Linked DNA regions of Homo sapiens: region 2 is linked to region 1. Evidence: read pairs that join two places in POLR2A ChIA-PET (ENCODE). Cell type or tissue: GM12878. All regions are shown on one strand. Each heading gives the region's core, and the rest is flanking DNA. Links, peaks and the distances in the headings are about the cores only.

Region 1 (15,496 bases), core at 4,099-8,098:
TTTCTCTACTCCTAGAAGCAGAGGAAAAAGAGGGGGAAGTTAAATATGTGGTGATGGTACTACCTTTTAATCAGTGTCTCCAAATATCCTTCAGAGCAGATTTTCTCAGCATCGGCCAGCATGAAACGAGGGTCTTTTTAAAGATCATTTTCTTTCTTGGATCAAAGTTTCTTTGTTTGTGATTCTGAGTTCCGTTCCTGTGTGTCTCTGTGGTAGGGCCTTGAATAGAGGACTAGAAGGAGAAGAATAAGAAGAAAAGTGTATATCAGGTGCTTTTAAAAAAATCAATTCAAACGAAAATTGCAGAAGGGTGCCTGGACAGCTAGGCTGACAGTGACCAGAGCTGGAGAGAGAGGCTCTGCCTGGTAACAGAGCTCTGATTGGCCAGACCTGTGCAAGGACTAGGCCTATAGGGACGGCTCTGAGCTGTGCTTCTGCAGGCAGCTGAACTTGGCAGGCACAAGCAAGCCCTGCAAAGACACGCTCAAAACAATCCAGAGTACAGACAGCTGCTGGCGTGAAGAAGCTGTGAGTACTGACAGCACTTGGGGTTGTGAGCCTGCCACTTAACTCTACAGCCTACTGCCTCTGCCTCTTGTGGTTAGATTTCTGTCTTCCAGATGATTAACTCTTTGAGACATGGTCTTACCAACAGTGGTAACACAGGCAGGGAGTGTCTTTGAAAAACAACTGGCCAGGGAGTCAGGGGTCTAGGTCTATACCAGGCATTAAATACTGTATGTATTAGCATGAACAGGGGTGTCTGCTTGACACTGTGGTACAAGCTCCACACCACCAATCCCTCATACAGCCCAAGAAGATAGAAACAGTTACGATCCCATTTTCCAGAGAAGAGAACAGAATCAGGCCCTGCACACACAGTCTGCAACTATTTGGGGGCACATGTGGACTCTCAACCATCTTCCGGTCGACAGCAGTTCAGTGTCAACTGGAAGACAGGCTGCTCTAAGGCAACGATGTCTTCTGGCCAATTTTGGGCTGAAATTGAAGTATTAGGTAGAGCCAATTGTTCCTATTATTAAAAATAAAACCCTGGGAGAAAAGATTGAAAAACGAATATTTTTTAGTGAGGAATTAATAGATATTTGTATTCACAAACTGAGTACTTAAATGCAGTTTAAAATGAAGGGACTGGCCAGTTGTGGTGGCTCATACCTGTAATCCCGGCACTCTGGGACACCAAGGCGGGAGGATCACCTGAGGCCAGAAGTTCAAGACCAGCCTGGCCAACATGGTGAAACCCCGTCTCTACTAAAAATACAAAAATTAGCCTGGCATGGTGACGTGTGCCTGTAGTCCCAGCAACTCAGGAGGTTGAGGCAGGAGAATTGCTTGAACCTGGGAGGCAGATGTTGCAGTGAGCTGAGATCATGCCACTGCACTCCAGCCTGGGCGACAGAGCGAGGCTCCATCTCAGGAAAAAAAAAAAAAAAAAAAAGGAAGGGATTGTATCTATATGCAAGAAAATATACAGTTCAAAAACATATTGTTTACTGGAAACAAATTGCAAAACAATTCATGCAGTGTATTATTCAGCCAAAATTTTACAACTACAAAGCAATACCATCTATTATCTGATATATAAAATCTGTAATGAGCTAATAAAAACATGGACCGGAATAGTATATATCAAATTACTGACAGTGGTCATCGCTGGAGAGAAAGAAGCAAGACTAGGATGGAGAGGAGGAACAAAATGGTTTTCAATTTTAACTGTGAGATATACTATCTGAAGCCTAAGTGACAAAAAGTGAACATTTTAAATATGAGCAGGGGATATGTGTATCATATTATTCTTCTGCTTTTTCTGAATTAGAAAAAAATAGGAGGGTCTTTCCCGGGGGCATCTTCATTGTGCCATCCTGCTCATGTGATGGGAAGAAATTCATCCCTGGCGTTATTGCTCCTAGGAACATCCTGTGGGAGATGAAAGTATGTGTGCTGTTTTGAAATTAAAAGCAAAGCAGGAAAAGTCAAGAGTCCTCTTTTTCAGAGAGAAAAACTTGCAGAACCTGTGGAGTTGTTACCCCCATACTGTTGACAATCCTCACTCTTCCCTTCCCTTCTCAGCCAGAAAGCAGCCTTTATTATTTATTATTTTTATTTTTTGTACAGGGCTCCCAGCCAGCCTCAAGGGTCTATGTATGCTAGTGTGATTGCTGTGTTTTTCTAACCACTTCAAAGGTCATGTTCACTTATCTGTGAAAACAAGTTCTCATTCCTTGCACCCTATTTGCCTTCATGTCTCAGGAAATAGGGACGGGCAAATCACTTGCCAGGTGGGAAGAAAATAAAGGAATGTTGTACACACACCCTACTCTGAAGACCAGAGCGGAAAGGGAACCTATCTGTGTATCCCAAGGGGGCTGTGAGCAGGAGAGAAAGACAGAAATACAGCAGAGAGATGTGACTTACATGTCCTAATCTCCCCACTCCCGAGGTGAACCCCAAGATCAGAAGGAGGCATAGTGAACATTTCCAACTAGATATGGAAGGAACCTGAGAATATTTGGAGGAGGAGACCAGCGACACTGTTTCCCAAACACAGCTTAGGGGAGACTGGGAGCATCTTGGAAGAGCCCCACACAGAGCCATGTTCAGCATGGCCTGAGTGAGGGCGGAAACTTTAGCGGTGGAGCAGGAAAGTGACCAGCTAGGCAAGCCTCCAGCAGCACTGCTTGCACTCCATGGCCTGCCCGGGCTGAACAGTGGACCTAAGAATTCATAAGTGCTCCAGAGAGGGACAAGGAGGGACTAAGAGGGCCCTGAGTTAAGAAAAAGACATCACATTGCCCCCAAATGCCACTGGGGACCAGTGGTGCAGAGTGAATCAATCGGTGACTGTGATACACAGTTTAGTTTGTCCTCTGTCATAAGAATAAATATCAGATATCATAATCAGGGAAAGCACAAAGAAGAGAGAGCTTTTGAGAGCTGTTTACCTAGAATTTAAATTCTTCATGTTCACTTTAGTACCTCTTTAAATGCTCAATTCCTGCGAAAACATGTATTGTAACCCAGTGCTATCACTCTAAAAGCTGTGGTAGAAGGTGTGGAGTTTTAAGTATGGAAGAGGGTATGTGCTAAATAGAAAAGGTAAATAGAAAGCTTTTTAAAAATCTGGGTAAATGCACACACATATCCACATGCAGGATGCACAAATGAACCCTATGAGGGCTCTGACACTAAGAAACTGGCAGTACCTGGACTACAGATTCAGCAGGAACAAGTCCACAAACTGAGCAGGCAGTTAATGAGCTTAGCACCCATCATCCCTGGCTCAGAGTATGGCCCTGGAATTCTTTGTTGCAATAAAATATAAAATAGAACCTGAAAAGAAGCTTGGCTATGAGCAAGTAAGGCTTCCTTCATTTGCCTGGTCCCACAGGCTCTCTGTTGCAGTGGCGGCAAACCCACCCAGATGGGTTGTGCTCTGCAACTTCAAGCAGCCCTATCACCAGTGAGGGTGGTGGCAATGCTCCAGGCCCCTTGGGGCAGGGGAGGTAAGACAGCATGCCATCTGATGCTGCCCCCCTTGCTGACCTGGGCAGCGGGCACATTCCTCAGTTCCCTCTGACCCATGGGCTGTCCTGAACTGAACTCTGCTCAGCTCCATCCCCTCTGCTCGCCTGCTCCCTGCAGAGTGAGCCCGCCCCTTGCTGGCTAGGCTTTCCCTGCCTTATTTGGTTTAAATTACTTTTTTGAACTTTGGTCTCATTATTTTTGGACCATCATTTGGTCTGGAAGATTTTCTTTCCACGGGTTCCTTCTGTTCTTCCTTTTCACCCTCTTGAATGTGCTTCCCAAGGCCTCTTTTTGCAGTTTCTTTTGGGTGGTTTTTATTACCTTCATGCATCTAATCTGAGTAGGGAGAAGCTCCAAGATCATTGTTATCTTCCCGCTTGGAATCCTGCTTGTTTGGTTGTTATGGGAGCTCCTCCATTTAAAGGGCTGGGGAACTCTGCTTCTCCAGGAGCTCGTGACCCAGCTCCCAGAATGGCCTTTTCCAACACAACATGAGAAACCAGCTTCAGCGGCAACCCTGCAGGGCCACAACCCATCCTCACTCTCGGAAACAAACCCATAGATCTGGGGCCGCCCCTCTAGGCACACACCTAAAGATACCATGGCACTATTTCTTTCTCTCCTCTTATAGCAAGAGTTTGATTTTGTAGTTGAACTGGTTTGGATGGTTCAGGCTGCAAGTAACAGAATATATCTCAACTGGCTTGAGCAATTAAGAAAACATTATCTCCTATAACAAAAGTCTATGGGTAGGACAATTCTGAGGCTGGTGAATTCAAAGCTCACAGACATCAACAAGGCCCTGGTTCTTTCTGTCCTCCTGCTCTAGCACCCTCATGTATGGGCTCGTCCTTGGGTTAGCTAATCTACTGGTGAAACGTGACTACCATAGTCTTACCCATTGCTATGGTCTGAGTGTTCGTGTCCCCCGCAAGTTTCTATGTCGAAACCTAACCACTAATGTGATCATATTAAAAGGTGGGGCCTTTGGGAAGTGATTTGGTCATGAGGGTGGAGCCTTCATGGTTGGGATTAGTGCCTTTAAAAAAGAGGTCCCAGAGACCTGTCTTGCCCCTTCCACCATGTGAGGACACAGTGAGAAGCACCATCTATGAACTGGGAAGCAGGCTCTCACCAGACATTGAATCTGCCAGTGCCGTGATCGTGGACTTCCTAGATTCCAGAACTGTGAGAAATAAATTTCTGTTTTTTATAAGCTTCTTAGTTTATGGTATTTTGTTATAGAAGCCCAAAAGACCAAGACACCCAGACACCACAACATCCAACAGAAAAGAGAGCTCATCTATTCGCACATGAATACACCTTTCATGGAAACCCTTCCATGGGATAAGGCCTTCTCTCACATCTTATTGCCCGTGCCCAAACCAATTCCTATCAAGAAGAACAGGACCACTATTGACTCGGATCAACCATAAATAAAGTTCTGGAGTTGAAGAGGGGCTCCATCTTTCCAGAAGTTCATAACTTCACAGAGGAAGGCAAAGGCCTGAACCCATCAGTAGGCCTTTTAAAAGAGAGGAAAGGGGGAGTGTGTTGATAGGTAGACTCACAGCTCTGTCTGCTACCCTGTAAGAGAAAATCCAGATTTCTGCCACAAAGTTTCTGTTCCTGTATTTCTGATTCACCCTACTTCTCTCCAGTAACTCTGATGTTTTTTGTTTTCTAATGTCTCTATATTTTTTATGTCTCCTGAGGAGGCAGAATATTATAACAATTAAGTACTTGAATTTAGAGTTAATTAATCCTGGATTTGAGGCCTAGCTCTACCATTTACTAGCTGGGAGCTTTTTCAAGTTACCTTATCTCTCTGGATTTTTGTTTTCTCACTCAGAATAGCAAATAATAATAGCAACCACTTATATAGAGATTACTATATACCAATCAGTCTCCTAAGTCTTTGCATATATCAACAGATTTAAGCTGCACAACAACGCAGTGAGATAAATACTCCTACTCCCCACTTTTAAAATGAGAGAGGCTGGGTGCAGTAGCTCATGTCTATAATCCTAGCACTTCAAGAGATCGGGGTGGGAGAATCCCTTGAGCCCAGGAGTTCAAGACCAGCCTGGGCAATGTAGCGAGACCCAGTCTCTACAAAAAACAAAAAACTTAGCCAGGAGTGGTGGTGCACACCTGTGGTTCCAGCTACATGGGAGGCTGAGACAGGAGGACTGCTTGAACACCGGAGGTTGAGGCTGTAGTGAGCCATGTTAGTGCCACTGCACTCCAGCCTGGGTTAAAGAGCATGACCTAGTCTCAAAATAATAAATAAATAAACCAAGGCACAGAGAAGTTAAGTAAGCTGCCATAATCACACAGCTTGTGAGGAGCAATGCTGTGATCTAACACTATAGAGTCTATGACCCCAATCACTTCATCATACTGCCTCTTTCCCCCGCCCCCCACCCCACCACCCAGGAGTTTAAGAGTGGAGATTTAATAGGCAGAAGAAAGAGAAAGGAAAACAGCTCTCTATCTAGTGTGAGAGAGAGGACTTCTGAGAGGAAAGGCCCTCATACTGTCTCTTAATGAAATACAAAGGCAATCAAAACAGTGCTCATAGGCTGAAGATTATTAAGAAGATAACACAGGTCAAACATTTAGCAGAGAGGCTTGAACACAGCATATACTCTAAATATTAGGTAAGAAATTCTACACAATCACTTCACATGTATACAAGTCAGCCTGGCATATAGTGAGAGAATTAAACACCCCCTTTCTGGTCCTCCTTGGGCCAAACTTCTCTCAGTTTCACAACTTGTTCTAGAACCTAGCCCGTGGTTTACTTACAAAGTATTCCTTTTACTTTCTTAGCTATTAATAGAACAAAGCAAAACCTCTGTGAGTACAAAATTATGTGATCCAGAGCCTCAGCCTGTGTCTACCTGATTGTGACCTAGAGAGTCCTGTCCAAATAATTCTCCAGATCTAAAGAAATCCCCCATTGCCATAAACTCATACTGGTCCTAATTCTGTTTCCGCAGCCATATAGTTCTACTTCTCATTTTATTCTCCTTCAAAAATTGTGAAGTATTTCTAATACAGGATATAAAAAATTCTAGAGAACAACTTAAAGCACACACATGTGCCACAACCAAAATTTTGAAAAATATTAATGTTATCATATATGTTTCAGGCCTTTTAAAAATAAATTAAACACTAAAATACAACTGAAGCCCCATCCCCTCATTTTCTTCCCCTTTTTGGTAACCCCACACATAAAGATATGTATCCCACTTCCATGAGTTTTTATATTTTTAGTACATTTTTATACAAAAACATTTATTATTGTTTTGTGTACCTGGTAACTTTAAAAATAAATGATGCCATACTGTTTATAAGATTCTGCTCCTTGCTTTTTAGTAAATCAATGTTTATTTTCACTTCTTTTGTGTTTTCTACTTTTATGCTTCTTTTTTAAATCTTTTTTTTTCTCCTTCCCTGTCTTGTGTTGGATTAATAGGGCTTTAGCTATTCTCTCCACATCAACGCCTTTTCACCAATCAGCTTCTGACTTACACGTTACATTGTATTTCTTTCCTTCTTTCTTTCTTTTTTTTTTTTTTGAGACGGAGTCTTACTCTGTCGCCCAGGCTGGAGTGCAGTGGCGCTGTCGCCCAGGCTGGAGTGCAGTGGCGCAATCTTGGCTCACTGCAAACTCCACCTCCTGGGTTCACACCATTCTCCTGCCTCAGCCTCCCAAGTAGCTGGGACTACAGGCGCCCAACACCATGCCTGGCTAATTTTTTTGTATTTTTTTTTTTTTTTTTAGTAGAGACAGGGTTTCACTGTGTTAGCCAGGATGGTCTCAATCTCCTGATCTCATGATCCACCTGCCTTGGCCTCCCAAAGTGCTGGGATTACAGGTGTGAGCCACCATGCCCGGCCTGTATTTCTTATATTTTAATGGTTACCGATAAATTGTTAAATATACATATATATACAGTCTTGCATCACTTAACAACAGGAATATGTTTGAGAAATGTCTCATCAGGCAATTCTGTCATTGTGCAAACATCGTAGAGTGTACTTATACAACCCTAGATGGTATAGCTGATTACACATCTAGGCTATATGGTATAGCCCATTGCTGCTAGGCTACAAACCTGTACAGCATGTTTTGGTAATGAATACTGTAGAAAATTGTAAGTATTTGTGTATCTAAACATATTTAAATATAGAAAAGGTATGGTAAAAATATGGTATTATAATCTTCTGGGACCACCATCATATATGTGGTCCATCATTGACCAAAATACTGTGCAGTGCCTGACCTCACAGAAATTTTTGCTAAGTTCTAAGTTTATTCATAATTTCTAGAATCCTCTTAAACAAAACAGAAATCTTAGTATGTTTTAACTAGTTTATTGAGCACTCCCTACCACCAACATTCTTTGATGCTATTGTCTAGACTTTTGGCCCCATTTTTTAATACAAAATTTATTTTTATGTAGTTAATAGTTAATGCACTTTTACTGAACTACTTTACAAATTTTTCTCTCTTGCTCCCAATTGTTCTCTCTGATTTCTCTTTTCTCTTTCTTGAACTAAATGCAAGGGTCTGGGAGCAGTAAATTTTCTTAGTCTTTTTGTAACTTAATGTATCCTTATTTTGCCCTCACAATTGATTAATTTAGCTGGGATGAAATTCTAGGTTGACTTTTTTCTTACTGCTATGAAGATATCAACTCATCTGCAATGGGGGTCTAATCTAGCTGAAGATCATTCTTTTGTGAATATAATCATTAATCCTTTGTGAGTAAGCTGTCTTTTCCTTCTGGTAGCTTCTAATATGCATTTATTTTTATTATTCATGTTCTACAGTTTCACTACAGTGTAAATAGATGTGGTTTTATTTTCATTTGTTCTGTTTGCATTTTATATGAACTTTCACCAAAAGATTCACGACTTCAATTCTGGAAACTTACATCATTCTCTATTTCTTTTCCCTGGAACTCCTAATCAGATGCATACTGGAGTCTCTCAATCCATTTCTATTCCCCTTAACTTCCCATACAAACATTAATATGTTTGTATGCATATATATGTATAATTTTTCTTTTTGTCTATATTTTGTTTATATTTCTGAGTTCTATTTTCCCATTGTAATAGATTATCCAGAGAAACAGAACCAATATGGTGTGTATATATATAGAGAGAGATTTGTTATAAGGAATTGTCTGACACAATTATGGAGACTTTCAAGTTTAAATCTGCAGTGTGGGCCAGCAGGCTTGAGATGCAGGACAGCTGATGGTGCAGATGAAGTCCTATTAAGTGATCTGCTGGAGAATCTCCTCTTACTTGAGAGAAGATTGGCTTTTGTTCTATTCAGTCCTACTCATCTGATTTGAAGAGACCTGCTCATGTTATGGAGGGCAATCTGCTTTACTCTGCCAATTGAAATGTTAAATTCACCCAAAAATATCCACACAGAAACACCCAGAATAATGTCTGACCAAATATCTGGGCAACCCATAGCCCAGTCAAATTGCCACATAAAATTAATTATCACTGCCACTTAAATACTCTCTTTTTATTGTTTGCTCTAAACTCTACTTCAGAATTTATTCCATTTATTATTTTTTAAAATAGCAATTTTTTAGTACACAATTTACTATTGTTACTATATTCTCTTATATAGGTTTAATTTTTGCTTTTTTGTTTCATCATTTCTTATTTTATCTTTTAATTTTTTATTATACTTTATCTCTTTGACAATCCTAAAGACTTCATTTTAAATCATTTTCAAATTGTCCTATCATTTTCATTTCATCTGACGTGAATTTATTTTCCCACATTTTATTTTGTTAAGTGCTTGTCTTATGGTTAATATTCCTCACGTGTCTCGGATTTTGGTTTTGTGGTTCATGTTCTATGAGTCCACTTCAGGTTATATATGGGCAGTTTGGGATTTCTATCTTGGTGTGATATTAGGAATATCAGATTTAATCTCTGTATCAGTCCATTTTCACACTGCTGATAAAGACATACCTGAGACTGGGTAATTTATAGAGAAAAAGAGGTTTAATGGACTCACAGTTCCCCGTGGCTGGGCAGGCCTCACAATTATGGTGAAAGATGAAGGAAGAACAAAGGGACTTCTTACATGGCAGCCGGTAAGAGAGAAATGAGAACCAAGCAAAAAGGGATTCCCATTATAAAACCACCAGATCTCCTCAAACTTATTCACTAGCACTAACAATATGGGGGAACCACACCCAAGATTCAATTATCTCCCTCCAGGTCCCTTGTGCAACATGTGGGAATTATGGGAGCTACAATTCAAGATGAGATTTGGGTGGGGAAACAGAGAAACCATATCAGTCTCTAAGCTAGCCGGTGCCTTGACCCAGGCCTTCCCTCAGGGGCTGTGCTCCACCTTCTTCTGCCTTCCTAGACATGCAGTTTTATGTAAGCCATAGATTCATGTTGCAGCATTTTTCCCCAGCCTCTTCATGACTTGACAGCAAAAGCAGAAATATGGGGATTTCTATACCCAATTTTAAACTAACAGAATTGCATATGCAGCTTCCTCTGCCTACTTTTTTGACCCGTGGCCCCACAGGGCTGGAGATTCAACTACATTGACATGGCTTGTATTTTACCGATCACTGTGATGGGTCAAAAGCAGAGTAAAGGCCTCAAAACGTGAAGTGATAACATGGTTTTGACTAAAGTTCTCCCATTTCTATTCTCCCTCTATTGTTACAGCTTCTCTAATGGTTCTCTTTGTATTCCTGGCATTCTCTGGAGGCTTCTGATAAAAACAGGGTCTTTAATTGCCCCCCTTTTCCAGTCAGGTCCCCAATAAGAAACAGATGTTGTACTCAAAGGGGGTAATTGAGGAGAGTTTACTAAAGGGACTGCTTGCAAAGATGTAGTCCAAGCTAAGATAAATTGGAAAGGATTGGTGAAGCTCCCAAGCCAACAACAACAGGCCTAGTAGAGAACTATCACTGTGCTATAGGAGAGAGCTGCCTGGCAGGAGTGCCAGCCTTTGATAGAGGAACATGGTCCACTACTGAACCTTAACTTGGTAAAGACAGAGACCAAGGAGTAAATACTCCCAACTCCTTCTCCTGCCCTTTGTTCCTCTGCTTCCCATGGGCCAAACTCAACAGGAAATCAGACTGCAAGGGACCCCTTAACATAGTCAAGAAAGGTCAGCCTCTCAGGGCACAGAGTAGGGCAAGGAGTGGATCTGGATGTGGTAAAGAAAGAACACACAGAATACAGAATAGCCCAAGACTACATTTCTCAGGTCACTTCCATCTTCACATTACAGAAATAAATCATCTTCCTTTTCCACTTCCCCCTCTTTAGCTAATGCCTTTTTTACTTTTTTTTTTTTTTAATTTCATAGGTCATTTCTTGAAAGAGTTGTCTAAAGGCACTGTCTGCACTTTATTCTTATTTGCTACTCAACCTCCTGTTGTTCAGTTTCTGACTTTATAGCCCCCTGAAATTTCTCTCCAGGAAGTTACTGATTTCTTGCTGAATTATAAACCCAATCCAAACTTTTGGATGCTTATCAACTGCATTGAGGCACTCCTTGCCTAAAGTCTCCTCCCCTCTTGATCTCTGTGTGACCACTTTCTCTCAGTTCCCCTCCTTTGAAACTGCAAAGGCAGCATGTAAGAGGAGCAACTACCTGGGCTGAATTAAGACCTGAAGGCCCCAAGGGAATGAGGCTAGTGATAGCCAGAGGTGTGGTGCAGGGTTCAGGGTGGGGAGCATGTCCTAACAGAGGAAACCACAGATGTGGTATCCATTGCTTCTTATTTGCCATCAGTGACTGCATGGTTGACCACCAAACTCTATAGGGTCACTCTGAAGAATAGAAAAAGCTGAAGTGGTCTAGAAGAAATTAGATTTTCTATAGGAAAGACATAAAGAAAACTTGGCAGAGGTATCTGTTTTTAAAAATACATAAATCTCGGCCTCGACCAACACTTATTTGATGTGACCCTTTCACCCAAGACCATTTCTTCATCCCACTAGAACCTCAGTTCTCAGCACTGAGCAATATCAGCTGACAGCCTTTCATCCAGCAGGACAACAGAACTGTGGGACCCCAGCAGAGACAAGGCTGTCAGTGAGGCCTGTCCTGGTGGGCTGTCATCCCACGTGGAGAGGTGAGAAAAGTAGGGTGGAAGAGGAAACGATGCTGAAGACTGAGGAGGCAGGTGGAATTCAAAGTTGGTCTTTTTTTTTCTTTTCCAAATTAAAGAGATGTTTTCTCTGCCACAGCTTCTGGGCCCTGATACAGCAATAAGTCAAACACCAGCATTCATCCCCTTGCAAATGGGAACCACCTCCCCACCTTGGAGCACAGACAGATTGTAGTTGAGACGCCCAGTGGAAAAAGCTGAGTATGGCTGGGCAGCCTCACACAGGCCTTTGCCTCTAGATCCCCTTGAGCTCCCTTCCCAAGAGTCCTTGACAAATATGCAGGGCTAAGAGGCTGTCCAAGGAATGCAGCCGTCTCAGCCATTCATTACCAAGGCTCAAAACCACAGGGGCAGGAAGAGCAGACAGAGCTGGGTAGGATCCGTCTCCGGTGAGGTTTGGAAATGGGAGATACCCCTGACTGGGCAGGCTGAATTGATGTGGTCTGGCCTAGGGGCAAGGGGATGGACAGAATGACCATCACCACTCTCAGCCAGCCTGGTGGGTCTATGAAAAGAGATGTTTGATTCATTCTCGGGCTCTACCCAAGTGACTCTGAAATATTCCTAGACGGTTGCCAGGACAGTCAATAGTGGGTGAAACAAAGACCCAGAAGCCAAAATTCTGGGCTTCCAAGCTGCTTCCTTCAATCTTCTTTAAGTGTTTTCCTTTATGTTTGTTCCTTTATGGCTTGTTCCCCTTCTCTGATAAACTGTAAGACCCCTGAGGTCAGAGGTGCTTTCCTCTCCTGCCCACTCCTTCCCCTTCTGCTTTCTTTCTCCTGCAAACCTGTGCTAGGACACCTTAAAAAGAAGGATTCCTGATGGACTCAAGATGATTTATCTAATTTGCAACTGGTCAGCCACAGGGCTATGGAGAGGGTGAGCAGGATTGGGGCTGGCAAGAATGATAAGAAGGAACAAACCTGGAACCATGATTACTCATTCATGGTCTTCCAGTTTACACTCTACTGTGATGACCATGAAAGAGAAAAAGAATTAGTAAAAAAGAAAAAAATACATAGACAGACTGCCCTCCCAGACACAGAAAAATTATTTTCTTACCCATAAGAAAATTCCATCAAACATGAAGATTAAATAGGGACCTAAAATCTGATACCTACCAGTATCTGGACACACCTGGATCCTGTGGAGGTGGCTCTGGGCAGACAGACAAGTTGGAGGGGCAGATGGAATTAGTCAAGTAGGGAAAGTCAGAGTGAATAAGTCAGGAAAGCCCTCCCACAGGAAGAATTTTGAGTAAGGATTTGTGAATGAGAAATCCAGAATAAAAAGAGGCAGGTATAGTTCTCTACAGAGAACTACGGCCAGCAGGGGATATTCACATGAGAGCTGGGCATGCAGACCAGGACCAGGAAACATTCTAGGAGAGCCCAAACATAAGGGGAAGTGGGCACATAGTGAAATGGGGCTGGGGGAGTGAGGTGATGGAGAGACGCTGTCCTAAAAGCTCAAGCTGAGGAGACTGGATTGAGTACAAGGGGACATTGGGAGCCAAGTCAGAGATCCATCCCAGCATCTCTGGAGGTCTGTAAGAAGCTGTGGTCTCTCTCTTCTCTCAAGGAGAATTGCAGGAGCTCTGATGCCTCAGAATTTCCCATGCAGGCAGACCAAGGGGAGAAGGAGAGATGCTTTCTCCAAAGAGCTCAAGAGGAGTCAGGAGAAGGTGAGATTAGCAGCCAGCAGGAAAAGGCATGGACCTCTGGTAAAGCCTTTAGAGATATCTTCCTTTCTCCTGCGGTGGGTGGGGGGAGGTTGTGATGGATATAAAGAGGCCTGATGGAAAGTCTGGATTTACATCAAGTGTGAGGGGAAGGACTCTGGGAAGGACGGCAGTACAGGAAAGTCAACACGTCACTGGCCTTCATTGTATTGGCCACCCAGGACTGAGTTCCGGCATGAGGCTTGTCCATGTTGTTTTTTGTTTGCCCTATACCCACAGCACAGATGGCCCATGGTGTGGAGGAGGCTCATTTCAAATCCATCATCAGTCATCTAAAGCGCACTAAAGTTCAACAAATGATTTCAAGTTCATCTTCAGTCAACTTCAGTGGACTTTTAAAATTCAACAAATGATTTTTCAATGTCTATCTCAAGCCAGGCACAGGTTTGTTACTGGAAAGCAACACAAGATGTTAACAGAATGGATGTTTCTGTCCTAGAAGAAATGTCTGCATTCTACAAAGAAAAATGGCAGCCAGGCACCATGGCTCATGCCTGTAATCCCAACAGTTTAGGAGGCAAAGTCAGGAGGATCATTTTAAGGCCAGGAGTTCAAGACCATCCTGGGCAACATAGCAAAACCTGACTTCTACAAAAAAAATGTAAAACATAGCCAGGCATGGTGGCTTGCACCTGTCATCCCAGCTACTCAGGAGGCTGAAGCAGGACGATTGCTTAAGCCCAGGAGTTGGAGGTTACCATGAGCTATGATTGCACCACTGCACTCCAGCCTAAAGCTAGGCAACAGAGTGAGACTCTGTCTTTAAAAAAATAATAATAATTTTTTAAAAAAGGAAAAATGGAAACTAAACAAGTAAACAAACCGGCATAATCATTTAGTTGCTGCTAAATACTCTGAAGAAGATAAAATATCCAGGCCAGTTCAGGCATGGTGGCTCACGCCTGTAATCCCAGCACTTTGGGAGGCCAAGGATGGTGGATCACAAGGTCAGGAGTTCGAGACCATCCTGGCCAACATGGTGAAACCCCATCTCTACTAAAAATACAAAAATTAGCTGGGCATGGTGGCGGGCGCCTGTAGTCCTAGCTACTCAGGAGGCTGAGGCAGCAGAATCGCTTGAAACCAGGAGGCAGAGGTTGCAATGAGCCGAGATGGCGCCACTGCACTCCAGCCTGGCAACAGAACTAGATTCCATCTGAAAAAAAAAAAAAAAAATCCAGGCCAAAGAGGGAAGGAAGTGGCATGCTAGAGAGTGACTGGCAGTGCCAGGAGGTGAGCAAAGGCCCCTAGGAGGACTGGATGTCAGTGCTGGGACAAGAATGGCAGCAAGGGGCAGCCCAGGGGAGAGGTAGGGGGAGCGCCCCCCCAGCAGAAGGGAGAAGCACGCTCAATGACCAAATCTGCCGCTGGTGTTTCAGGAAAGGGGTCCTGATCCAGACCCCAAGAAAGGGTTCCTGGATCTCAAGGAAGAAAGAATTCAGGGCAAGTCCATACAGTAAAGGGAAAGCAAGTTTAAGTAAGTAGAAGAATCAAAGAATGGCTACTCCATACACAGAGCAGCCCTGAAGGCTGCTAGCTGCCATTTTATGGTTATTTATTGATTATATGCTAAACAGAAGGTGGATTATTCTTGCCTCCCATTTTTAGACCATATAGGGTGACTTCCTGACGTTGCCATGGCATCTGTGAAGTGTCATGGTGCTGGTGGGAGTGTAGCAATGAGGATGACCAGCGGTCACTCTCGTCACCATATTGATTTTAGTGGGTTTTAGCCAGCTCCTTTACTGCAGCCTGTTTTATTTATTTATTTATGACCCGTATTTTGTGCCGACCTCCTATATATCCTGTGACTTAGAATGCCTAACCCTCTGGCAATGCAGCCCAGTGGGTCTTAGCCTTATTTTACCCAGTTCCTATTTAAGATGGAGTTGCTGTGGTTCAAATGCCTCTAACACTGGGGCTTATAAAAAGAAAATTAGTAAGATATTCAATGTTCGGAGTGAGGGCTGTGGATAAAATGTCACACCCACAGACAGAAGAGAGGAAAGAAAAG
Region 2 (15,496 bases), core at 4,673-8,672, 170 kb after region 1:
GACATGTCAATCCAAGATGCCAGGACAAATAGCCTTGTTGTTTGTTCTTGTTCTCCGGCAGCTAAGTCTATGCCGTTACAAAGTGCTTTCCCATGCATGAATCCACACCACCCACTCGACTGTCCTGCAAGGCTGCAGTGTGACGATGTCAACAACAATGATGGCAATGGCATCTTTGCGACTCTCTCCCTTGCCTCCTCCAAATCTTTGCTCAAATATCATCTTCTCAGTGAGGCTACCCTGCCCACCCTATTAAAATTTTGATCTGTCCACATCACAGCAATCCCTGTCCTCCTTACCCTGCTCCATTCTTTAGGCTTTTTTCTCATGTGTGCCAACCATGAGAACGCACTGTACAGACCTTCAACTCCAGGTCACATAGTTGACCAAGGGCCTCAGCTGCTATGCTGTGAAACCCATCACTGTATCGGAGCTGCTACCCCACCTCCCCAGGGCAGTTGCTGGCCAAAGACTAAGGCCATCATAGAGACATGGGACTCCTGGTGTCCAGCTTTTGCTTGAGGACTGACTCCCCCTCATGGCTTCAGCAAGCCAGGGCTCCTCCACCCAACCTTCTCTCTCTCTCCTCACTCAAGGTCACATTTGCATGGTGGACTGGGGGCTCCCTGGAGCCTTTTCTGGCAGCCTCCCTTTCTACCTCCCACAGGCATGTCCTTTAAAGAACTCTTTGAATGTTCTTTCCTGACATATGTAATCCTATGGTCAACCCAAACTAACACTCTATAGCATCTATCTTCTAACATACAAAATCCTTTACTTAGTGCATTTACTTTTATTTCCACCTCACCCACAGAAAGGCAAGATTTTTTTTTAACTATTTTGTTCACTGATACAGCCTAGGCACCTAAAAAATGACACTTAATGAATATTTACTAAGTAAACAATGCCTATTTTCCAGACGGGAAAATGAGGCCCAGAGAGGTTAAGTGACTCTCCCAAGTGGCTCAGCCAATAAGTATCAAAGCAGAGTTTAGGTAACTAACATCTCTTCCACTATGCGCACCTATCTCTCTTCCAGTCTCCATCTGCCTGTGTCTCTCTACTTATGTGTTTTTCTCTTGTCCCTCTCTTCCTCAGGGTGTTGTTTGCTTTTTGTGTGCTCAGTCTGTGTGTGTGTGTGTGTGTGTGTGTGTGTGTGTGTATGTGTGCACACACATGTGCGTCCCTCGATGGCTGAAGTGGACCACTCTGTCAATAGTGCTTAGGGAGGTGGGATTCAGGAAGGGAAGGGACGTGGGTGGAAACTAAAGGCAGCCATGAAGGTGGAGGACTAGACAAGAATCCAAGGGGAAGGAGGAAGGCTGCATGGGGCAGCGAGAAAAGACACAAGAGGGCAAGTGCCCCTAGTGGGAGTTAAATGACCAGGACCCCACCCTGCTTCCCACTAGCTTTGTGACATGGGCTCAGTCCCTTAACCTCTGTGAGTATCTGTTCTTTACTGGATTGTTCCTCCCCACTGTATAAATCCCATCTCAACATTCTTCACAGATAAAACCCCAAGTGAGCTGTGGCTGGCAAAGAGCTTTGTAGGTGGAAACGAAGGTGACCGTCCTTAAGGAAGAATGAGCGAAGACAGGCAGCATGAGAACTACGGCCAGGTCCAGGGTCTCGCCCACTCTGCTCTGGAGCCACATGCTGCTGCTTATCTAAGTGGTGAGGAAGGGGGGCTAGAGGACAAAGAAATACTCGCCTTCAGCCAGTGGGATTCAGGCAGCAACAGGGAGTTTCTGGACAGTGAGTGTGGGAGAGGTGATGGAGCAGGTGCAGGGGAAGGTGGGCACTGCCTTCCTGGAGTGTGGGCTGGATCTCCCTGTATCCGAGATGATTTACACAAGGTCCTGCATGCACACCTGGGCAGGGGATGCATAGGCTCAGGAGGACAGCAGGTGGTGAATGTAGCCCTGGAGAGGGCAGACTGTGGGCTGCAGGAAGAGGCTGCAGGTGCTGCCTGCAGGAAGAGGCTGGGCCTCAACATGTGGCATTGTTAGAGCCCTGGCTGTACAGACACTGTGCCAGGACCATGAGGGGGAGGAGATGCATTGGCCCTGCCTCTGCCCAGAGCCCTCCCAGCCCTGAGACTCTTCAACTCTTGGACACTAAGGAGGGACAAGAGGGAGAATGTGGCAACCTGGTGTCCTGGTCGCTCCTTTATAATCAATCATACAAGGTGACAACACGCACAGTGCAGGTGATGGCTTCACCTGCCTGCTCCATCCCACCCAGCTCGACATCTGCCAAAGGTCACAGCACACATTCTAAAAGGCTGACAACTGCCTGGTGGCAGAAACCTCCTGACGCTGCAGAAAATGCCTCTCTCTGGGCCTGTGGGAAGTCTCACTCATTTACAACGTCACTCAGGGGGCCCCACCTGCTCTGAGACCAGGCAGCCAGTCATCAGGGACAAGGATTGAAGACTGCCAGTGACTTGCTGAGTGACATGGATGACAGACAAGTGACCAAGCTGTCTGCATGACGCCCTGAGCCACTGAGGAGGTGACCCTCCTGCTCACCAGGTGTGCAAACATACCCAGTGCCTGGCACAGAGCGGCCCTCACAGCCTGTGCGTGGGTGGTGTCTTACAAAACGGAAACCTTTAAGCCCTGTTGTTAGGAGCTTTTGCTTGCTGGGAGGACTGAGGTGAGGAGGAAATGAGATCGCACTGTGAAAATACTTTGAGAAAACGGAAAAGTACGGTGGAAAATTTGGTTTGGTTGTTTTTAGCCTTACATGAGTCTGGTGCCATGGGGCTCTAAGGAAAGCTGTCTTACCAGTTTGGGATGACAGGGAGGTTGGAGCAGGTGACCTGAGCCTACCCTTAACACCATGTGTATGTGGAGCAAGTCACTTCATCTTTCCAAGCATTTTGTTTCTCTGAATCTCAATTTCCTCACCTGCACAATGGGAGAAGGGCCAGAGAATTAGGGGTGTCCTTTGCAGTCAGATGTTTTAGGATCCTGTTCACACAGCCCAGGGAACAGCAGGGACATCTTGCCAGCCTCTCATGATAGAAGGAGCATGAAGTCACAGGGCACACAGGTGCTCAGGCTCTGCCACCAGCTCCCTGTGGGACTCTCCAGGCCTCATTTTTGTCCTCTGAGAAGGTCCACAGGCTCATAGCCCTCCAAATTCACCGCCAGCCCCAACCAGTGCAGCATTCAACCACACCAGCCCACCCTAGAGTCACAGATAGACACAGGCCCCAGGGGGAAGGCCCAGGTGGAGCTGCAGGGAGCTCACTTCACACGTGCTCTCTTAGCTAGTGGCCTCGGGGAGCTGTGCGAGGTAGAGATAACTTTGCCCATTCCTAGCTCCACTGTGGATTGGGGTGCATATCCAGACATGAGACAGGTCTGTCTGCCCTTCCCTGCTCACTCTCACTCTTGCCCTGCCCAGCGTTCAATCCAATGGGTCTCATACCAGGAAACAGATGAAAAACTCCCTTCTCCAACTTTACCATTCAAAAGCAGGCTCTGTGTAGGGGCTTGGGGAGAAGGTTAAAGCCCCTTTCCTCCAATATGTGTCTTTTCTGAGGGTAAAAGTACAATCAGTAGCTTTGTGGACTTGGGGGCAGTGATGGAGGAAGTAGCACAAAAAGCTAGGTGGATGTCACCATCTGGAGATTCATCCAGGCGGTGGTTGATGGAGACCTGGGCAGAAGTCTTGGCAGGTGCACACACTCTGCAAGGCACTGCAGGGACTGGCCTAGGGCCTGCACTTCCTGGGCCTCAGATGCAGCATCTGAGCCAGGCCAGGACCACGGACAAAGGACAGCTTCTGAGCCCAGCGGATCTTGGGCCTGGGGGATATTCACTCTGCTGAGTCATGGACTCTTACGCAGGAGCGAGCCTGTCTGCTGGTGCTTCAGCCTCTGCTTGATCACCTCCACCAACAAGGTGCTCACTACCTCACTAAGCAGCATGTTTCACAGTGGAACAACTCTGGATTATAAACATTCCTCCATGGACGGATCAAAATTGCCTCCCCTGAGCCTGAAGTGCCTCTGGAGTTTTCTAGAAGATAATGTCTGTGTGACCCCTACCTCTCTCCCACCTTCTTTAGCCATGACGTGCTTGTGACCTGGGATACCTCTTCTCTGTAATTCAGTTTAGCTGCCCTCCAGGAGAAAAGTAGAAAGAGAAACAACAAAGAAGACCAATGTGTCCTGTGGCTCTAGCATTTCCAACTCTGCAATGATCAAGAAACACGAGGAGAAACACATATTAAACCTAAAAATGGGCACAGCTCCCAGCCCCATGCTGTTTTTTGCTGTCCCCGCCTTTAAATTGTTTTACACTCTCACTTCACTTGGAGAAAGTTGACAGGGAGGTGGAATAAGTAAGGAATAAGTAACTGAGGCTTTAAAAGTTCTGGGTTCTGGTCCCCTCAGTCTGCAAACTATTTAACAAAAGAACTAAATAACAAAATGCCCCTCATACAGTTAAGGTTTCCCCGACACTGGAATCCATGCTTGGTGATTCTCCATGGCTTTAGGCTCAGGATCATGGTGTCTGATGGATTCTCTTTCCTTCTACCTGGGAGGTGGTAAGAGTCACTAAGTTGCCCCCTGGAAATTAAGAGCAGGGCTCATCTCCACTATCCCATCTAGATGAAACTTTGGATCAGAAGTGGTCTCAGATGTTTTTGAGAAGGTCTCCATGAATCCCACGGAACAAAGCTGAATTTTGGCAACATCCCACTGTCCCTGCCCTGCAAAACAAGTAGCAAAGGGGACAGGCAGCCATGCTACCAGGAGGGCTCGGAAGGAGGACAGCCTGTATAGGTATATTGGAGACCTGCTGCGGTGCATTGTCAGCCTGTGTGAGTCGACATATGCCATGGTAAAGCAGACAGCAGGGGCTGGCAAATCTAGAGCCCTATAATGACCCGGAGGCCAGCTGACCACAGCGCCACACTCTCTCATTAAGATGCCACTAGGACATGGTGCACCTGATGGCGGCTTTATTTGCAGATCCTGGCTCCTGCTGGGCACTCTTCCACCTTTCTGAGCTGTAGATGCAAAAATGACTCAGACTGCAGTGGATATTTCCATCTACACAGCCCAAACTAAATTCAACAACACAGTTACCGCTTCCCCAGCTCCATTCCTGAGGCCTTCCTGCCACGCTGCCGTGTACACTGAGGGAGCCTCACCATTTCTGAGGCCCCATCTTAAAAGGGAAAACAGCAGGCTGGTCCCACATGATCATGTGGCTGCCCTCCGGGGCTCACACCCCAAGTTCTGAAAGGCTTTCCTGGTAGGAGCTATCCTCCCACTGGCCTGTCACATTAGGATAAAGTCACCTCCTCCCTTTGTTGATGAGCTTTGGGGAACCACTTGGCCTCACATGCTCAGTCTTTTGGTTGGATGTGCCTAACTCCATTGCTCTTATCTCCTGATTTGAGCCTGGCCAATCAAAGTCACAGTGATGGGCACTGACTCAAGACAAGCCAACGAGACCCAGGACAAGAGTTTTGGGGTAAAATTGCTGCAAAACAAAACAAAACAAACACTGGGGAATGCTCCACTGGGGATGCTAGGCTACCCTTACTTATAACTTCCTATATGCATTCCTTTATGTCTAGAGGCTTTAAAATTTAAATTAGCCAGGCGTGGTGGCAGGCGCCTATAATCCCAGCTACTCGGAAGGCTGAAGCAGGAGAATGGCGTGAACCCAGGAGGCGGAGCTTGCAGTGAACCGAGATCTCGCCACTGCACTGCAGCCTGGACAACAGAGTGAGACTCCGTCTCAAAAAAGAAAAATAAAATAAAATAAAATTTCCTATGAATATTCCAGAACACATAGCACTCTAAATTTCAATTAGTTAAGTAGGAATTAGTGAGCCACAAGCTGAGAACTTGACAGTGATGTGGTATGGGGCTGATAACAAGGATACCAAGAAAAGAAGGGAGATGAAAGAAGAACACAGGCAAATTTCTTTGGTTTTTCATCCATTTCATTCTACCCCCCGAAAAAAAGCACATTTTTTCCAGCAGAGCTCTAGTGTTTGTTATAGTCTGTTATTTCTAATTCTTGGAAAGGCGGTCACCCACATAGGGAATCCCTGACAACACTCCATTAGGCAGAGTGTCCAAGCAACCAGAAGGCCCCAGGGATGTTCAGTTGAGAAGCATAATGATGATGAATCCTGTCCATATTGTTTATGATTTAACAACTGGTTTATTACGTAGGATGTTCTGGGTCACTCCTGGGAAACTATTTAAACAAATAATCTGTAGTTAAATGATCTAATAGAACAAGTGTTTTCAGGTTTTTGGAAGACGCCCATTATCTAAAACTATTCATGTATTCTTAGAATTGGAAGGTACTTTTAACATCTTCTAATAAGATTCCTTTACTATATTAGTGCGTAAACTGGGGCCTAGAGAAATTAGGGAATTTGCCCAAGGTCTAAATTTGCATTCTTTACTCATAGCCTTACCCTCAAAGGGCTGACATCATTTCTACCACATTGACATCTTCCTGGTGTAATGGAAAGACCTGTTCCTAGTGCAGGTTCTGACAGTCAGCAGTGCATGACCTTGAGTAAGACGCTGAACCTTTCGAAACCCAGTCCACCAGAAAGCCCCTAGGAGCCTGCTAGTTATGTAGTTCCCTTTGGAGGAAAATCACTTTATGAAGTCATTTCCTGCAAAAGTTACAACAGTGTATGCCTCAGGTGGTGAGAAAAAACAACCCTGCCACCCTGTCACAACTTTTTGGGCCAGGAAGAAGGGAGCAGCCATATCAGCTGGCTGAGGGTAGGAAAGACCAAAAACCTCAGAGATGGGACAGCATGACATCTTCCCAGCAAGCACACAGGTCCTGACAGCTCTCCTTGGGATGCTTAAATGCTAGGTGTGGTGGACTCTCTTGGGTATTTGTTGAGCAACTCTCACACCTTTCTCCTTCCTAGGAGACCTCAATTTTATTCAGTGTCTACTCTCCCCCTCTTACCCTGTGTGCCTTCAGATGTAGGTTCTGGTAATCTCATCTTCCTGACCAGTGTTTACTTCAAGGACTCAGGTTTAGGCCAATCAACACAGGGCATTCCCCTGGCAATGTTAGTTGTCCAGAAGTGAGGGCATGACCTAAGTTGGTCAATTTAGGTAGAAAGGAAGGATTTTTATTCCATGCTTTCCCTATCTGCCTATATGTGAAATAAGAAAGCACGCTACCCCAGCTGCTGCTGGCAGCCCTCTTGAAACCATGAAGGAAGACAGCCTGAGCCAAGACCAAACCTTCCAGGGGAAAAGAGAAGAGCAAATCACACACACAAAAAGCAATCTAGAAATTTGGCAGAGAGTCTGTCCTACCTCTAGACTTTCTCTATGTGAGATTTAAATGTCTCCATCATTTAAATAAGCTTGAGCCTCTTTTTGGTTTTTTGAAGTTGGAAACATCCTAACCCATAGACTAGGTAAATTAAAATTCATATATAAGAAGGCAAGTTCCTGGAAATCATGGTGAATCCTAAATGAGGTGAAGTGTTTGCTCAGTGTTGTACCCCCCAGTTCTGGAAGCACAGGCTCCCCTGTGCTGCTCTGCTGTAGTGACCACATTCCACGCTATTCCACGTTCCTTTGTACATCTGAAATAAACCCCAGGAAATGATATTTGAATTTGACCTAGTGTGTCTCTTCTTATAACTGTTAAGGAGCTTGGCCAACACATTCTCTAATCTTCACAGTTTCCATCTGTAAAATAGGATTGATGACACTTGCCCAGCTGACCTTCATAGTCCACCTAACAAATGCATTGGTCATTTCCAAAACCTCATCTGTTTCTCTTCTACTCATCCCCTTTCTGTTCCTCTGACCATCTCAACAAAGAGTAGGGCCAGGTTTGGTGGGAAGGAGAGGATGAAAGTAGATGTGCTAGAGCCATGCCCTCAACAGGCACAGTTATGCTCTATGGACAGGCCAGAGGCTCTGAGACACTAGAAATTCACTAAGATGGAAGTGCATCATCCTCTGCCTCCAGCCACTGCCTGAAACACCTTGCAGAATGGGTGAAGGGTTCCAGTTCTCACTGGGTGTCGTCTGCCAGTCCTTTTTGCCTTTGGAAATCCATGCATTCTATGCTATGGCACAAGACAGTGCTGAAACTCTGCTCTTCTGTCAGAACTTCTGGCAGATAGAGACTGGGCCTCGTTCTGAGAGTGGAACCATCCCTGTGTGGGACAGGGACATCAAATCTCATTGTACGAGCCTTCTTCTTCCCAACACCACCACATGACCACTACATTTCAGCCAGGATCCCTCGTTAGCAGTGAACACGGACAAGCAGATGGAGAATAAGAGACCAAACAAAATAGCATGATGTTTCCTAGAAGGCACATATGAGTCTCTTCCTCTTCACCCAAGGATAAGGGAGGCAATCACTCTTCTTTGACCCCCAGGATCCTAACCCCAACATAATTTTCCATTCCTTTGTGTCTTAGTCTATTTTGTGCTATTATTTTTTCTAAGTGCCACAGACTGGATAATTTATAAAGAACAGAAATTTACTTTCTTACAGTTCTGGAGGCTGGGAAGTCTAAGATCAAGGGGCCAGCATATGGCAAGGGACTTCTTGCTACGTTATCCCATGGTGGAAGGTGGAGGGTGAAAGAGATAGAGATAGACAGAGAGACAGAGAGAGAGAGAGAGAGGCCAAATAGCTAAAATTGCACTTTTATAAGGAAACCACTCCTGCAATAACAAGCCCACTCCCATGATAACAGCAGTAATCCATTCACCCCACCTTCTTGGTCTAATCACCTCTCATTAGGCCCCATGTCCCAAAACTGTAGCATTGGAAATTAAATTTCCAACACATGTTTTTTTTGACAGTCACATTCAAACCATAGCACTTTGGAACCAAATATGAAGCATTTAGATGCTCTATTTGAAAAACAAGGAGATTAGAGTAGAGAATCATCGAAGTCACTTCAGACCACATATTCTTAGTTACACATCTCCCGGAGAGGAATTCATGAGATGCCTGGAATCTAAGTTTTGAGCCAAGAAGCTTCTCTCTGGCCTCAGTGTCCCAGCTGCACTGCGGAGCTCTACCCACTTTCAGAGTTTACCTAGAATCGGAGAGGAGTGACTACAGGAAAATGAAGCATAATTACTTCATTTTCATATACATGAATAGTATCAGAGTATTTCCTGGTGTTCCCTTCTTTAATCTCTCTCTCTCTCTCTCTCTCTCTATATATATATATATATATATATCTCTATCTCTCTCTCTCAGCATAGGGAAGGGGATGACTTCCCATCTTTGGTCTTCCTGCATGTTTTTGTCTCTCTCATCTCAGCATTTTTAGAGATGTGTGGGACCTCTTTCCACAGGTCTACCCAGTTGGGACAGGCAACCCAACCTTTCATAAATGATTCCAGTGTGCAAACAGCAATTTACACTGTGGCACTCTGGAGCTGCACCTTAGCATGGTCTTTCCTTCCCCCAGGACTCCTGCCTCAGGAGCAGCTGCCTGGGTATTAAGACCAGACCGGGCCTCAGCAGTTCAGCCGCAGGTCACAGCATGGCCCATGCACACCCGATGGGCCGTGGAGGTTCCCAGCCAGGCTTTCCTGCCCGCCTGTGAGGGAAGGGGGTACACAGCAGCCAGCTCCACCTGGGTCCTGATCTGTCTTGGAATGCACGGGCAAAGGGGGTGGGATAGCCCGTGAGGCAAAAAAAAAAAAAAAAAAAAAAAAAAAATGTCTGCTCCTCTTCCCATTTTACGTCTTTCTCTCTTTCAGCTTAGCAAACTAAAGTTCAAATCAGGGTCAGGGAAAGGGGGTTGCTAATGGAGTTCAGATTTCAGACACAGGAGGAGCTGGGAGGCAACTGCTGGGCCTCTGTTTAGGGAAACATGTAGGACATTTTCTCATTCCCCAGCATCAGCTGCTGAGTACCTACTATGTGCCAGGCTCTGTGTCCTAGGGCTGGGGATACCAATATGGTTCTACGGACCCCACAATGAAGGCACAGACGTATCAGTGGTGACAAAAGTGCTAATAGTGGTTTGTGGAATGTGCAAAGGGCTGTGAGAGCTCGGTGAGAGATGACAGCGGCTATGCAACGCTACTTTTTCATTCGAAAGACGGAAAAGGGCTGTGCACTATTAGAAGGCAGAAAAGTTAGAAAATGTTTCCTTCTTTCCATCTAGAAACAGAACCAGCTTATGTCTCAGACATGATTTCTAAAGTAATCCTCGCCTTGTCCTGACTGGGGTCAAACTTTACATCTTGTCTCTGTAAATGGACTCCCTGATTGTGCAGGACACGTGGCCTGTGGGACCCAACGTAGCAGGAAGGTTGGCCTGGAGCAATAGTTGTCTATTCTTTTATTTAGTCACTCAATCAATAAACATTGATTAAATGCCTACTATGGATTATTAAATGCCAAAAATCATATATATGGTGAACATGAACAGGAAAAATGGGATAGAATAGTTTTAATTGGAACATTCCTGAAAAACAATGTAAGACATATAATTGTTATATATAATCCTCTTCTATATTCTTGGCTTCTTCTACCTCTATGCCTAGCCTAGCCTAGCCTAGAGCTCATTTTCACCAGTCCTTGACAAATTATAAAAAGTTTGGTGAAGCATGTACAGGTAAGGACTTAAGAGAGAATTTTACTAAGGGGGTATCTGTATCTCAGTAGAATGCCCTGAAATTAAACAGTTCAGCTAACCTTCAGTGAAAATCCAGTCGATAAAGGACATTACACCAGGCATCAGAAAATCAAAGACAAATAAAACATCTTTCCAAGGATAAAATAAATTACGCAACACAAAAATACAAAGCTGAATGATCAAAGTCTCAGAAACCTACAGAGGGATGTGGGGGATTTAGAGGAGGGAAAGTTGGGAAATCCAGGAAGGTCTTATGGAGCAAGCAGCATGGAGATACATCTTGCAGTTTTTTCTGCAGGCAAAGATGAGAACAGGCAAGGCATTTTAAGTGGAGGAAAGGACATGAACAAAGATGGAGAAATGCATGGTGAGTCTCTGCTTTCAGCTGGAACCAGAGTTCAGAGTACACCAGGTAAGATGTCAACAATAACAACATTGAGCTCTTAATATATGACAGGTGGTCTTTGTTTAATCCTCATGACTCAGTTAAGTAAGTAAGGTGATGCTTCCACTCCCATTTGACGGGTGGAAAAAACTGAACTTCGCATTTCGGCTGAGAACATGCTTGCTTCCTGGACCCTTGCCCCCAGCCCAGTCTACTAAATCTCTCTTTGGCATGGAGAAGTTAAATAATTTGCCCAAGCTCACATCCCTATTAAGTAGTGAAGCTAGGATTTGAATTCAGACCATCTAAACCACCATGTCATAATTGCAGGGCCAAAAAGTGAGGGGCTCTACATGTCAGACTGGAGAACCTGAGTTTAATTTTACATACCTTGGGTTGTGACATGATCAAAGATCTGCCAAGATTAATAGTAGTGACTAGAATGACTTGGAGAAGAGAGAGACCCGAGGCAAGCCTTCAGTTAGCAGGGTGGGAGGATGGGGCTACTTACTGCCCAATGCCTGTCTCTCTGACACAATTCTACTGAAGCTTGGGACCTTGGCACATCTTAGAGATGAAATGGACTTAAATGGCCCAGTCAAAATGCCTTTTTATTCAATTCCCTGTACTTATTCACTGATATGGATGTGAATAATTGTCTGTACATCTATAACTCCCTGTCCCCTCTTAACTGGGAATATAATGCCCTGCTTTTCTAAGGCCTCAAGACATCTTAGTGTCAAAAGCTCTTATAGCCAGCATGACTATTGATTAGACCTGTGTTTCTCAAACTATGTTCCAGGGAATATTTGGTCTTATGAGATGCCACCCCCATCCCCCACTCCTCAAAAAAGGATTCTATGCTGGTCAAATAGATTTAGGAAATCCTCTATACTATACTGTCTACCCCCTGGGAGAATTACCATGCACACCTATATCTTAAAAGTTCTGATAACTCCTATAGTAAAGAAACATGCTTAACTTTGTTTAACCCAGTGTTTTCCAAGTGTGGTTAACCAGAAAACACTGCATTCATGTAGCACATATTAAAAACCCAAGACATAGGGGTCTGCAGAAAGCTCTTGGGAAATACTGCCTTAGGAAATTATTTCTTTCATTTTCTTCCTTCATTGTCAATATAATTCTTAGGAGGAATAATAATAGCTGCTATTCATTTAACTCTAGGGTTCGTCCAAGTGCTTTTACCAATATCATCTCATCTTTTAATGTTTGAAGCTTCAGCCCGACCTATCTTTCAAATTCCTTCTTTTTCTTTCCTTGAAGCAGAATCCCAAGGGATTACAATTATGTGGGTATATCTCAGAAAGTTAACAGCCATGTCTATCTCTTTTTCAGATCAGAAGGGTACAATTTTCTACTACTTAAAAAAGAGAGAGAGAGATCCTTTGCTCCTAACAGATTTTATCAGTTTCTAGGAATTACTTAAAATGCACTTATAATAGTAAATGTCAAAGATTAACACTTCTCAACTCCCTTAAGAGGTCCCCCCCCCAGTCATTTTTTCTGATACAAACTACTTTCTGTTAAGTATTACCTTACAAGGAATACAATTAATTGAAAGTAAAACATTTTAAAAGAAAATGAGGATTTTTTAATAAAGCATTTTAATTGCCAAATGATTTTCTCTCTAAAAATATTTGCATTCAAAAACACAGCAAAATCAGAGGGCAATGCTTAACTCAAAGGAATGACTGTAATAGATTTCAGGCTGTAAGAGGAATATTTGGGAAGGTGAGGGATGTTGTTTTTATCCCTCAAATCACCTCACACAGGCAATTGCCGCCTTTGTCTATCTATCTGGTTTATTGTGTTCATTGCTACCTCTTCAATCTCCTTCTGAATTCCTGGAATGGATAGACATTAAAATTCAAAGTGGTGTGAATCCTGGCTTCATCACTGACTCATTGAATAGTGTTTCTGAAACTACCTTTCTCAATTTCTTCATTGTTAAATATAAAATAGCACTACCTAATAACACTGTGTTGTTGCAAGGATAAAATTGGAACAGATGCAAAGCATCTAGTACCCTGCCCAACACACAGCAGGTAGTCCGTAAGTGTGGGTTATAGACCTGCATTTTTCTTGGCAACTTGTAGGCAAGAGAGGTAACCAGTAGCCCAATGGTATGTCTCTGTGATTTGTACTTAGCATGAATACGTGGGTGAAGGCTTGTCTTCTCTCCCCATGGAAACCCAAGAGGAGACTTCAGAAGACTGTTAGCTCCCCACCCACCCCCACCTTTCTGGCACTGAATCCCATTCATTCCACAATGGCAGCTGTCCTGGGCCCCATCTAAGGTGCCTGACCCTTGGAAAGGGAGGCCCAGAGAGCAGTCATTACTTCTTTGCAGCTGTGGTCACAAAACCACGTAAGAAAGTGGGACACAGAGAGAGATTTAGTAGACTGGGCTGGGGGCAAGTGGCCAGGAAGCAAACATGTACTCAGCCAAAATGCCAAGTTCAGTAGCTTGAATAAAAACCATCCTAACCTCCAAGGCCCCAAGGTCACCATCTGGAAATGGAAAATCACCGTCAATAAATTACTATGGACCACAGTACTGTGGGATTTCAAAAGAAACTGGACTGCATGAGTTCAAGCTTGGGTTCTCCCTTTAGCTGCCCCTGTGTTCTACTCTTTGAAAGGATAAAAGGCTCTTGGTCCCAAATGGCGACTGTAAATGCAGTGGAAGCTGGGGTGAGTTGCTATGATGAGGGTGGGGTTGCCCTTAATGCCCAGTTCGATAGCTTGACACTAAGTAGAGGGCCAAAGCCCACCATTGCTATTTTCTTCCCCCTTGGCTTCCCAGTGGGCAAAGTTGGCAGATCAGGGAGCACCTGTATCCACTGTGGATCCCTGCTATCCCTCCAACCTCCACCCTGCATTCCCCAAGCCCAGAAAAGAGACGCCCTCCTCCCCTCTCTGCAGTCCCCTAGGAATCTTTCACAGGTGGTCTGAAGTATCACCTGCAACCAGAGTGCTGATGAACTTCTGTCTGCCCTGCTGGGCTTTGTACGGTCCCTGAGTCTGGTCACCCCAGGCCCAAGCAGAAAGCTAAAAAACCTGGTGTTGCAGACATGAAGACAATGGGCCTGCTGGGCTGAAAGCATTCCAGTCTCCCACGTTCAGTAGGAAGGGGTGTTTGGCAGGGAGGAAAGGTCATTAATGCAGACAGTTTATGTTTTCCCAAGCCAGCATTCCTCACAAACAGCTGTGTTTATACAGAACTAGAGGAGAGGGAGAGAGAGACAAGAGAAAGGACAGTGTCCTAGGGATGACATCATTCTGTCCTGTCTGCTTCGACTCCCACCACTGGTGGTGGGGGCTGGGGGAAACGGCAGCAGGCTGGTGAACGTGCTTGGTGTAAGTACATGCAGAGTGTTTATATGTGAGTGTGTTTATTAGATATATATTTTTCCTACTCTCCACTCTGCTCCTTCCCCACTGGCTCCCAGAGCATCCTAATACATTTTGCAGAACACTATTTTTCCTGTAACAGCAACCTCAGAGGAAGGCGAGATTCAGGGGCTCATGTTCACTCCTCCTAATCTCTTTAACAAACCCCCCTCACAGAAGAAAAGCCTGACAGGAGGCAGAGTCATTAAAGTGAATTAAAATGCATCCAAGGAGAGATTAGCCCCAAAAACCATTCCCATATCAGACAAAGGCCCCTTTCATGCAGACTCCAGCCGCCTGGAGTCCTGTAAGCAGAGATTAGGGAACAAATTCTCAGAACCTAGAAGCACTGGCTCTTCAGGAAACGGGCCAACACTTAACCTCCCCTGGATAGAATCTCAAGAACTCAGCTTCTGCTTAAACTACACTTCGGCTTCTTAAGGCCCTCACTGTAAGGGAAAGGGGCTCCACTGAGGCACATGGATTCTCCCCAGCCCCTCTTTGTTGAGCTAAGTCTATCCCTAACACAGTCCAGATAACCAAGGCCCTCACCTGTTCTGAAACTCAACCAGAGGACATAATGTGATCATTCCCCAGCCTTCTGCATCAGGGTATCAGGTAGGAGGTCCTTCCATGAATGGTCCAAGCATAGTCCCTTCTGCACCGCATCTGCAAATATCCTCCTGAGCACCTATTTTGGTTCAAGCTGAGACTTCTGTGATGTGCATGTGAAGAGATGACTGGATATGATTTCTGCTTTCAAGGTAACCAGTAGAGGCTGAGATCTGATGGAAAAAAATGCCTCCTCCACCCAGCCTCTGAATCAGCCAGTTTCCCATGACCAACCTGGGAATTCCTCATTGTTTTGGATCTCCCCACTTCCTTGTTTCATGCTCCTTTTCCCTCACTTCTCCTTGAGATCACTTTCCTACATAAGATATTCACATATATGAAGGTTAATATTATGTGTCAACTTGGCTGGGTCATGGTACCCAGACATGTGGTCAAACATTATCCTGGATGTTTCTGTGAAGGCATTTCTTA

The links. ChIA-PET counts read pairs that join two places held together with the same protein. Peaks named below come from ENCODE experiments on the same cell type or tissue, not always from the same donor. Only the 100,000 strongest peaks of a DNase experiment are listed, where the experiment ranks them.
Region 2: POLR2A ChIA-PET joins it to region 1 with 5 read pairs; 2 of 35 experiments call an interaction of 5 or more read pairs at or near these places.

The regions. Positions count from the first base shown.
Region 1 is chr2:217,433,885-217,449,380 of GRCh38, forward strand. It overlaps DIRC3 (disrupted in renal carcinoma 3), which reads right to left. Exons shown (of 13, transcript NR_186301.1): 4 at 64-232. Among named protein-coding and RNA genes, the nearest start is that of DIRC3-AS1, 160 kb to the left of the region's middle. In GM12878, for the core only: no CTCF peak of the experiment used is centred there; DNase peaks (open chromatin) are centred at 5,162 and 6,341; H3K27ac peaks cover 1,646 bases.
Region 2 is chr2:217,608,147-217,623,642 of GRCh38, forward strand. All of the region lies in intron 2 of DIRC3 (disrupted in renal carcinoma 3), which reads right to left. Among named protein-coding and RNA genes, the nearest start is that of DIRC3, 170 kb to the right of the region's middle. RefSeq lists an enhancer at 1,490-2,197. In GM12878, for the core only: no CTCF peak of the experiment used is centred there; a DNase peak (open chromatin) is centred at 6,565.